3 separate regions of the Homo sapiens genome follow, and all the other regions are linked to region 1. The links are chromatin contacts, found by Hi-C or POLR2A ChIA-PET in ENCODE. All regions are on one chromosome and are shown on one strand. Each heading gives the region's core, a stretch centred on a gene start or an enhancer-like site at or near the end of the contact. The rest is flanking DNA. Distances are from core to core; before and after follow the strand shown. Region 1 overlaps JMJD1C (jumonji domain containing 1C). Region 2 overlaps REEP3 (receptor accessory protein 3). Region 3 holds the start of EGR2 (early growth response 2).

The links. Hi-C counts contacts between places; a loop is a spot of excess contacts on that map. ChIA-PET counts read pairs that join two places held with the same protein, here RNA polymerase II (POLR2A). Pooled maps may share reads with other maps.
Region 2: a loop to region 1 is called in a pooled map, with 3 times the contacts of the local background. The contact joins two enhancer-like sites. A Hi-C loop is called at or near these places in 1 of 168 maps with a recorded cell type or tissue (PC-3) and 5 of 50 pooled maps. POLR2A ChIA-PET finds 5 or more read pairs at or near these places in 5 of 52 experiments (BJ, CD4-positive, alpha-beta T cell, PC-3 and 2 more).
Region 3: a pooled map shows a loop between it and region 1 (3-fold over the local background). The contact joins the promoter of EGR2 here to the enhancer-like site in region 1. A Hi-C loop is called at or near these places in 1 of 168 maps with a recorded cell type or tissue (posterior vena cava) and 6 of 50 pooled maps.

The regions. Positions count from the first base shown.
Region 1 is chr10:63,172,834-63,175,924 of GRCh38, forward strand. All of the region lies in intron 24 of JMJD1C (jumonji domain containing 1C), which reads right to left. Among named protein-coding and RNA genes, the nearest start is that of NRBF2, 41 kb to the left of the region's middle. Within about 2 kb of position 1,523, at least 2 of the 41 ENCODE cell types and tissues checked have a DNase peak (open chromatin) inside an H3K27ac peak, as active enhancers do.
Region 2 is chr10:63,571,982-63,575,072 of GRCh38, forward strand. The region is part of intron 2 of REEP3 (receptor accessory protein 3); the gene reads left to right. Among named protein-coding and RNA genes, the nearest start is that of REEP3, 52 kb to the left of the region's middle. Within about 2 kb of position 1,495, at least 3 of the 41 ENCODE cell types and tissues checked have a DNase peak (open chromatin) inside an H3K27ac peak, as active enhancers do.
Region 3 is chr10:62,814,759-62,817,849 of GRCh38, forward strand. It overlaps EGR2 (early growth response 2), which reads right to left and starts at 1,608. Exons shown (of 2, transcript NM_000399.5): 1 at 1,103-1,608. The coding sequence starts at 1,271. RefSeq lists silencers at 519-608, 1,629-2,058, 2,349-2,428 and enhancers at 2,454-3,091, 3,089-3,091.

The DNA of each region.
Region 1 (3,091 bases), core at 273-2,772:
CATACTTGGTGTGTGTGAAAGAAGCAAAGAGGGCAGGATGGCTAGAGAGGAACTAGGAGAGCCATACGAGATGAAGGCAGTGAGACAGAGGGGGAAGTGTGGATATGTAAACCAACCTAACTTTTTAACAAGGTCACTTTGAGCCTACTAAAAGACCACTGTTCCCAAAAAAGTAGCAGCAGGGACACAAGTGTAAGCATGGAATCTCTTTGGGGTAACAATGATTGCATCTGGAAAAAAGGAACTGGGGGAAAAATGTGAGATACTGAATTTTCACCGTGAACTTTTTATACTTTTGAATTTTTCTGTTTATGTATTACATTTTCAAAAGAAAAACATTAAAAAGTAGTATTTTCAACAAATAGTACTGGAACAGCCAAATGCCCATATGCAAAAAATTGAACCTCGCTCCATACTATGCACTACATACAAAGATGAACTACATTGCATACCCAAATGTAGGACCTCAAACTATAATGGTTCTAGAAGAAAATGAGGAGAAAATCTGAGTGATCTTGGGCTAGGCAACAATTTTGTAGATACTATGAAAATACCATCCATAAAAGAGAAACTGATCAACTGGACCTCATCAAAATGGAAAAAACCAGCCAGGTGGGTTGGCTCATGCCTACAATCCCAACACTTTGGGAGGCCAAGGCAGGAAGATTGCCTGAGCTTAGGAGTTCGAGACCAGCCTGAGCAACACAGCAAGACCCCATCTCCACAAAAAATTAAAAAATCAGCTGGGCATGGTGGTGTCCATCTACAGTACTAGCTACTCAGGAGGGTGTGGTGGGGGGATCACTTGAACCCAGGAGTTTGAGATTACAGTGAGCTATGACTGTGCCACTGCACTCTAACCTGGGCAACAGAGCAAGATACTGTCTTTTAAAAAATGGAAAAATGAAAAAAAAATGCTCTTTGAAAAGAGAAGCTACAGGAAAGGAAAATGTATTTGTAAAACACATTATCAGATAAAAGACATTATCAGAAATTGGCAAAAAACACTCAAAACTCAGTAAGAAAAAAAGCAGCTAAATAGACAGAATATTTGAACACATATTTAACCAAAGTAGATATACAGATGGCAAATGAAGATATAAAAAGATGCCCAATGTTTAGTCATTAAGAAAGTACAAAGTAAAACCACCATGAGACACCACTGTACACTTACTAGAATGGTCTAAAAACAAAACTGACAGTAACAAGCACTAGTGAGGAAGCAGAGGAAATGAAACTCACATAACCCTGCACTGGGAAATGAAAATGGAACAACCAATTTAGAGAATAGTCTGGCAGTTTCTTAAATTTAATCATACATTATAGTATCACCAGGCAATCCCACCATTCAGTATTTACTTAACAGAAATAAAAATCTTTGTTCACATAAAACCATGTATATGAATGTTTATGATAGCTTTATCTATTATTGCCCCAAAGTGGAAAAAACCAAAATGTACTTCAGCTGGTGAATGTACGGATTTAAAAAATGAAAAAAATATTCATACAACTACCCAGCAATAAAAAAAGAATCAACTGATAAATACAACAATAGGAATGAATCTCAAATACATTAAGAAAAGCCAGACTTAAAGGGTACATACTGTGTGAGTCCAAATTTACAGCATACTCATAAAAGAGGAACTATAGGGACAAAAAAGCAGATTAGTTGCAGGAACTTTGGGTGGGAAGAGGCTGACTATAAAAGTGCAAGAGGATGCCGAGCATGGTGGCTCATGCCTGTAATCCCAGCACTTTGGGAGGCCAAGGCAGACAGATTACCTGAAGTCAGGAGTTCGAGACCAGCCTGACCAACGTGGAAAAACCCCATCTCTACTAAAAATACAAAATTAGACAGGCGTGGTGGTGCATGCCTGTAATCCGCAGCTACTCGGGAGGCTGAGGCAGGAGAATCGCTTGAACCCGGAAGGCAGAGGTTGCAGTGAGCCAAGATCGCGCCACTGAGCTCTAGCCTGGGCAACAAGAGCAAGACTCTGTCTCAAAAAAACAAAAAACAAAAAACAAAAAAAAAAACTGCAAGAGGGAATTTTTTCGGAGTGATGGAATTGTTCTACATTTTGATTATGTTGTTACCTAACTATGCATTTGTTGAAACTCACAGAATTATACATTAAATAAGGTAAATTTCACTATATGCAAATTATATCTCAATTTACAAAAATGACTACACTACCTAGGTTAACTTTATAAAAACTGACATTGGATAAATTCAATATGTGAATAAAGATCTTCAAGGGAATCTACTTTGTATTATCAAAGGATTATTCCTATGTACAAAAAGATTTATAATACTAGTCTCTTAAATAGGCTCTTCTTTTGAGAGCATTTACATTTGAATACAGATTAGCTATTTTCTGCTAAGAGTCTAGAAGTCAAAGAAATGGTGTATAGGGTGAATCCCAGATTAAACATGAAACATAAATAATATGACATCTCTGAAATAATCATAAGTCCATGGGAAAATATAACCACTTAATGTAAATACATTTTTTCCAGGAAATTATCATAGAGAAAAAGGTATTTATTATTATGACATTTGTATTTTACTACTGTATCATAAATGCCATTTGAGATCTAATAATGATAAATCTGACCCTGAATCTGACACATCCTAAAAGCTAAGCAATTATTATCACCTAAGTAGTATTTGTATGGAAGAGTGCCATAAATGCTAAAACAGTCAATGACTATACTTATATAAAATGTGAGAAAGTTTCCTTGGTAAACTAATATACATCAGCTACATCTCAATTACTTAGCAGTGGAAAAGGTGGAGAACCAACTGTTGAGGCAAAGCAGCTTTTGAGTTTTTTCTGGTTTCCCTGGTACACCTTGTTAATTTTAAGGGTTAACCTGGGCTGTAGTAGCCCCATTCCACCTATAGGAATCCACTGTGTACTTTTAATCCCACCCTCCATAACCACTGCATCTATTCTATGCCATTTTTCCCGGTGCTGGAAAAATTAGGTATTTTAAACTAGGTATTTATTTTAGTTTTTATGTTTTGTGGATCAACAGTTATATAAATTACATACCATCTTTCTTTAGACAGGCCCCTGATATGCTAGCA
Region 2 (3,091 bases), core at 245-2,744, 400 kb after region 1:
GTGAATATGCATCTGATTAATTCAAAGCTGGACGTTCGGGGGCCACGGCCATATAGATATTTTCCAAGAAGGACAATCAGGCAGCTTACCAGGGCGGGACCCACCAGCATTGAAATCACATGTGAACAAAGAGGTTCAAAATGAAATAGAAGGTTTTGAAAATTCTGTAAAGTTCCTCCTTTAAAAAAAAATAAAATCCCTTAAATCTTGACAATCTTCTAAGTATTTCCAATCTAATTTCACTCTGACAAAAATTTTGAACATTATTTGCTTGCACCCAGTGCAAGGCTAAGTCCTAAACTTAGCCATCTAATTTAAACCGACTTTTTTTTTTTAATTATACTTTAAGTTCTCGGATACATGTGCGGAACGTGTAGGTTTGTTACATAGATATACATGTGTGACATGGTGGTTTGCACCCATCAACCTGTCACCTAGGTTTTAAGCCCCGCATGCATTAGGTATTTGTCCTAATGCTCTCCCTCTCCTTGCCCCTGACCCTCCAACAGGCCCCAGTATGTGATGTTCCCCTCCCTGTGTCCACGTGTTCTCATTGTTAAACTGACTGTTAACAGTTTTATCAGAACTCTGTCCTCATAAAGTTTTCCTATACAGTAATCCTATCCAAATTTTCTTTGTTTTATACATGGTATTTTCTTAGTAAAATTAACCTTTTTATATTGCCCTGTTATGTTTTTAATAGCACCTTATAGTATCTGATGTTATATTCTTTATTTGAATATGTTTATGTTCCCCACCAGAATAAGCTCCATGGGGAATGTTTTGTTGTTTTATTAATTGCTATATTCCTGTACCTAGAACAGTACCTGCTGCATAATAGGTACTCAATATTTCTTGAATAAATAAATGAGAAAAGTTGACTTTTAAGTAAATATCAAATATTGTGCTTAATAGCTTGTACATTTCTTAAGTGGATTGATCTAGTTTACCAGCTTTGATTCTGCTGGGTTAGGGAGAATACAGTCCAGTCTTAACATTTATCCCAAAACCCAGTTTCTTTGTGGTATTTGGTTATGACCTAAATTTCACTGCTATCTACTTCAAAATTATTTTCAGAAAGCAAACATTTTCGGTTAATTTACTTCTTCCCACCCCCAACTACTACCATTCCCCTTAAGCCTGCAAATGGTAGATTGCACCTGATAAAACAGATGCTGTGCTCAAATCAAAACAAATGGAAAGTACTGTGTATTTTGGCAACCTTCCTTTCTTCCTTTGCCTATTTTTAAAACAGAGCTTTCCTAGGATATAATTTCCTGCATAGTGTGGCTGATATGGCCTACTTAAAGACTTTCAGTCTTGCAGTAATTGAAATGTAAACTTACTGAAGAATTAGTATGGTTTTGCAAATTTTTTCAGGCTCATTCCATCTCATGACTTGAAAATAGAGTGTTTACTTCCAAGTCGTGTGTAATTGCTGTAGCTTTTCTAGGAAACCAGTGTTCTTATTCTAAGAATGTTGGAGAAAGCAGCAATGAAAAGATTGGCTAACAGCACTTACAAATCAAAATCAGACATTTGGTTCTGAGATTTACTGTGAGCAAGAACAAAGAACAGGAAAAGCTGGGAGATTACTCTCTAAAAGGCCTAGAAATGGCCCTCTAAAAGTCTGCTGACTTGGTTTTTGAAAGTGACCTAATTTTCGACTGACTATTTAGGTGATATGAAAATGAACAAATATACCACATGCCAGTTCTACAGATCTTATTGATAATGAAATCTGAAGTTGTCTGCTAACTTTAGAGTGGAAATAGAAGGGGAAAAACATACTAAAGAACTTTTCTTTGTTCTCAAGAAGTGTTTCCTAGGTATCTTTTGATAATTTTGATAAAAAGTATTCATTTCATTTAAAGGTTTTAATAATTTAGAAAGTTTAAAGATTAGCCTACTGATTATGATGGGATTTTTACTGAAAATTAGTTTTGTCAGGCTGCTTGCTTGTCTGTGTATTTTCTATTCTAATTTAGTTTTTATTTTTATCAAAGCTGTATTTACTTATAATGTAAAAAGTCAATTAGTTTTCCAAGGCTTATTATGGAAAACAGTAGTTCCCCAGGCTCCCATCCCTATGTCTAACTCTCTAGAGGCAACTAGTTCAAACTCTTTTATCTGAATCTTTTAGCATTTATTGCCATATTCCAAATAACATACTTATTGTGCTATTTCTTAATTTTTCAGATGGACGTCATGAGTTAACTTCCTTCTACGAAAGATGATTTAGCAGTTACCCAATGCCACTATACACTTGCATATTTCTCTGTTCTTATAGCTTCCCAGAATCATTGCAGTATAATTTGTTTAGCTCAATATTCAATATTTATATTATTTAGACAAAATTAGAAGCAATAGAATATAGAGGTAAAGTGCACAATGTCTGGAAACAGGCTTCCTAGGTTTCATCCTAGCCCTACCCATTACTAGCTCTACCTTTGGACAAGTTATTTAACCTTTCTGTGCCTCAGTTTTCTAATCAGTAAGTAGTAGTAAATAATGAACATATTATTTAATTATATGAATGCACATAAAGCATTTAAATCAGTACCTTAAACATAACAGTACCTGTCATATAATCATTTTCATTATGTAAACACTATTCACAGCTGATCTCCACAGTATCCTGCCATTACCATTCTTTACTCTGGTGTTATTCACTATCTTGTTGTTTCATTTGTGTGGTGTTCTCTGTGTTCTTACTCTGTATCCAGACCCAAACTTTCCTAGAGTTGTGTGCATTTCTTCTCAGTGATGGTTCTTGTTTTGGATTCTCTGATTTCTTAATTACTTAATTTCTTCATTTTGATAAAATGCATCCTTCCTGAGAAGGCTATAATGAGAGGTCAATTTCTTTTTTTTTTTTTTTTTTTTTTTTTTTTGAGACAGAGTCTCGCTCTGTCGCCCAGGCTGGAGTGCAGTGGCACGACTTGGCTCACGGCAACCTCTGCCTCCCGGATTCAAGCAATTCTCCTGCCTCAGTCTCCCAAGTAGCTGAGATTATAGGCATGCGCCACCATGCCTGGCTAATTTTGTATTTTTAGAAGAGATGGGGTTTCACCATATTGGCCAAGCTGGT
Region 3 (3,091 bases), core at 358-2,857, 360 kb before region 1:
AAAAACACCCAATAATAGCAACAACAATATTTTAAAAAGCCTCATCCGCCCGGAGCTTTTCTCCCTCTTTTTTGCCTGGGGGTTCCACGGCTGAGGCACCAAGACAAACACCACCCAAGAATCGACCTATCCCAGTCAGTGCCGTGATGGTGCCAAACCGAGAGGAGAGCCCGAGAAGGGGGTGGGTGATTTCCCGGCTGCTCCCCATCCCCGGCGCCTTGTGCCTTTTTCTCCCTCCCTCTCCCGCTGCGCTTCAGCCGAGGGCTGCTGGAGCGAATGGGGGATGTAGAGGAAGGAGTCCGTAGGTTTCCGTGCCCTCCCAATCTTCTCCGCCTTTCCCGACAGCCGCGCGTCCCCGCCTCAGCCCAAGGCCAGTGGCCCGGCCTCGAGGAAGGCGCGGGGGCCGCGAGAGACGACTTTCCACAGCATCGCCAAGGAAACCGGCGTCGCCGGTGCCCCCGCGGGCCTCCCTCGGCAGTCCGGGGGCTGCTTCCCGCCGTTGCGCGCCCTCCTCCACCACCCACTCGCTGCCTCCGCCGGCCGGAGCCCCCGCCTTACTAACCCCCTCAACTTCGCGGGCGGCGGGCAGGTGGGGGCGCGCCTCCAGGCCGCAAGAAGGGAGCGCTCCGAGATTTTCCCGGGGTCGGCTCTGCCCAGGAGGGAGCTACCGACGCTTTCCCCTGGCGCTTCTCCGCCGCTCGGCTCTCCAGGCGCGCAGCTCTCCCCGAGAGCCCCGAACTTTACCGTCACTTTGCCCCTGCCCCGGGAGAGGGGAGGTCGAAGTGCTGCCGGCCAGAGGGCCTACGCAAGCCTCGAAACCCGGGGGGACGCCTCTTCCACCCCCATCCCTGCGCTCGCCCGGGGCTGGGCGCGCCGGGGCGCACGCACGCCGGTTTGCTGGCGACCTGGCGCATCTGCCCGCGCGCCCTGGTCTCAGCTGTCGCAGGTTCCTCCTGCACCCACTTCCAGTCTTCAAAGCCAGTGCAGTCAGCACCGTCCACCTGGAGCCCCAATCCTCTCCTGCGATTCCCGCACACCCACTGCACCCCATCCACCACCTCCGGGCCGCGCAGGTCCGGGCCTGCGAAGACACGCGGCTTACCTCCGGCCACTCCGTTCATCTGGTCAAAGGGGCCTCCCAGTTCGGCATTGGGAAAGATGGTCACCGACGTGGCGGCGAGGTCCTCCACCGGGTAGATGTTGTCAGACAGCTGGTGCACAAAACCACTGAGAGTTACTGGGATTTTGTCTACGGCCTTGGCGGTCATCATTTGCTCCTCGCACAACCTGGAGACCCAACTCCCTCGCTACCTGGAGTGTCAGAAAAGCCGTTTTGGAGAGGGGTTGGACTGAGCCTGGGATGGTATCTCCTTTTGCCCTCCACACTTAAAAACAACCACCACACACACCAAGAAAAAAAAATCAACAGAAATAAAAGTAGCAAACAAGTTGCTGTTTTTTAAGAAATAAGAAAAATGTCTATTTGCCACTGACTCTCTCCTGTCTGTGTTCCGGCTGCTGGGAAGCCAGGAGTTGCTGGTGTAGTGTTATTATAACAGTCAGTGAGTCCCCTCGCCGAGCTATTAATCAATTGCTCCTCGCTCAGTTAGACGGAAAGTGTTGCTCTAAGTATTTATGGGCAGGTCTTCAATACCCGTGACGTCGCTGCCCATATATGGACTGAGGAACAGGGCTGGGCCAGGCGGCTTTTGCCGTCACATGGCTGATTTGCATACACGGGCTCGGCCGCGCGGACTCCGCCGGGCTCGCGACTTCCAGCTCGCAGGCGGCGGGGATCGCTGGGGTCCCGGGCGCGCGGCCCTAGCTGCAGCCTGGGTCCGGGGCGCAGGGATCGCGGGGGAGAGGGCGCGCCATGGACCCAGTCACAGCCACAGCAGGAGAGCGAGCTGCTCCAGGCTGCGGCTCAGCCTCCCGGGGCGGGGAGGAATTCCGGTTCTCTGGGACTTTCCAAAAAAGGCGAAGATCCGGTGCCGGCGGCTCCGCCTCCCTAGCCCTTGTTTGGGAGCCATTCCGGAAAATTAAACTTCGGAAAGAAACCGAGCGGAGCCGAGACACTACAGTCAAACCCCTACTCACTTTCTTGGCAGCTCAAAACCGCAAGCAAAAGGAGGCAGCGAAGAAAAAAAAAGCTACATGCATTCACGGAAGCTGACTGCTTTTTTCTGAATTACTTGGTGGAAAGAAGTGGCTGGTGATAAGAGTGAATGCGTATTGCTTTTTTGGAAAGTCTGTTCTATTTATACAGGAGCGAAAACGGAACAGGTTTGGGTTGTTTGTTTGTTTAAGTATTTTGGGCACCTTGGGACTGGGAGGGTAAACCCTAGGAGGAGCAGAATTACTGTGGGGAGCTTCGAGAGAAATCCTCAGCCGGAGACACCCTCCTTCCTCTGCCCGCGCGCTCCCCGCCCCCCTTCAGCTGCTGCGCGGAGCGGGCGCCCTTCCCGGCGCGTCTGGGCGGTCGGCTGCGTGGGGGCGTCCAGATGGAAGCTTGGACACTCACCCTGCCCCTCCAGACACACATACACACACACTCACACTCGCTCCACTTCCGCTACACACTCCCGCCCCCGCTGCCCTCTTCACACACCCGCTCACACACCTTACACTACACACCTCCCTGTTGACTGCGTCCGCGCGCCGTCGTTGCCAGCAGTGTCCCGGCGGCAGAGCGGGCTCCGGGCTCGCTGGACAGGAGGTTCTATGAAGACACTGGCCTAACCTTCACTACCGGTCCCTGCAGCCACAGAATCCCCCTGACCCCCATAGCCCAGGATCCAGGACCGCGCCCTGCCCGCACCCGAGCCAGAATACACGTACTAGAATAAATATTTTCTCTCCCTCCCCAAAAAACACCTCGGTGAGCCCAGCGCGGTCCTCAGTGACGGCCGAAAGCATCTCTAATCACTTTCAAGACGCCATCCCCATCCCCCAACCCACTCGTTTTACTTTGCGAGACCCCGGTAGAAACCCTTCTGTTTCGTTCCCAAAGCAATTTTTAAAAACTTTTCCAAAGTCCAAATAGCAGCAGGTTCTGGCTTGCTGGGCGCAAAGCTTCTACCTCCCAGTGCGC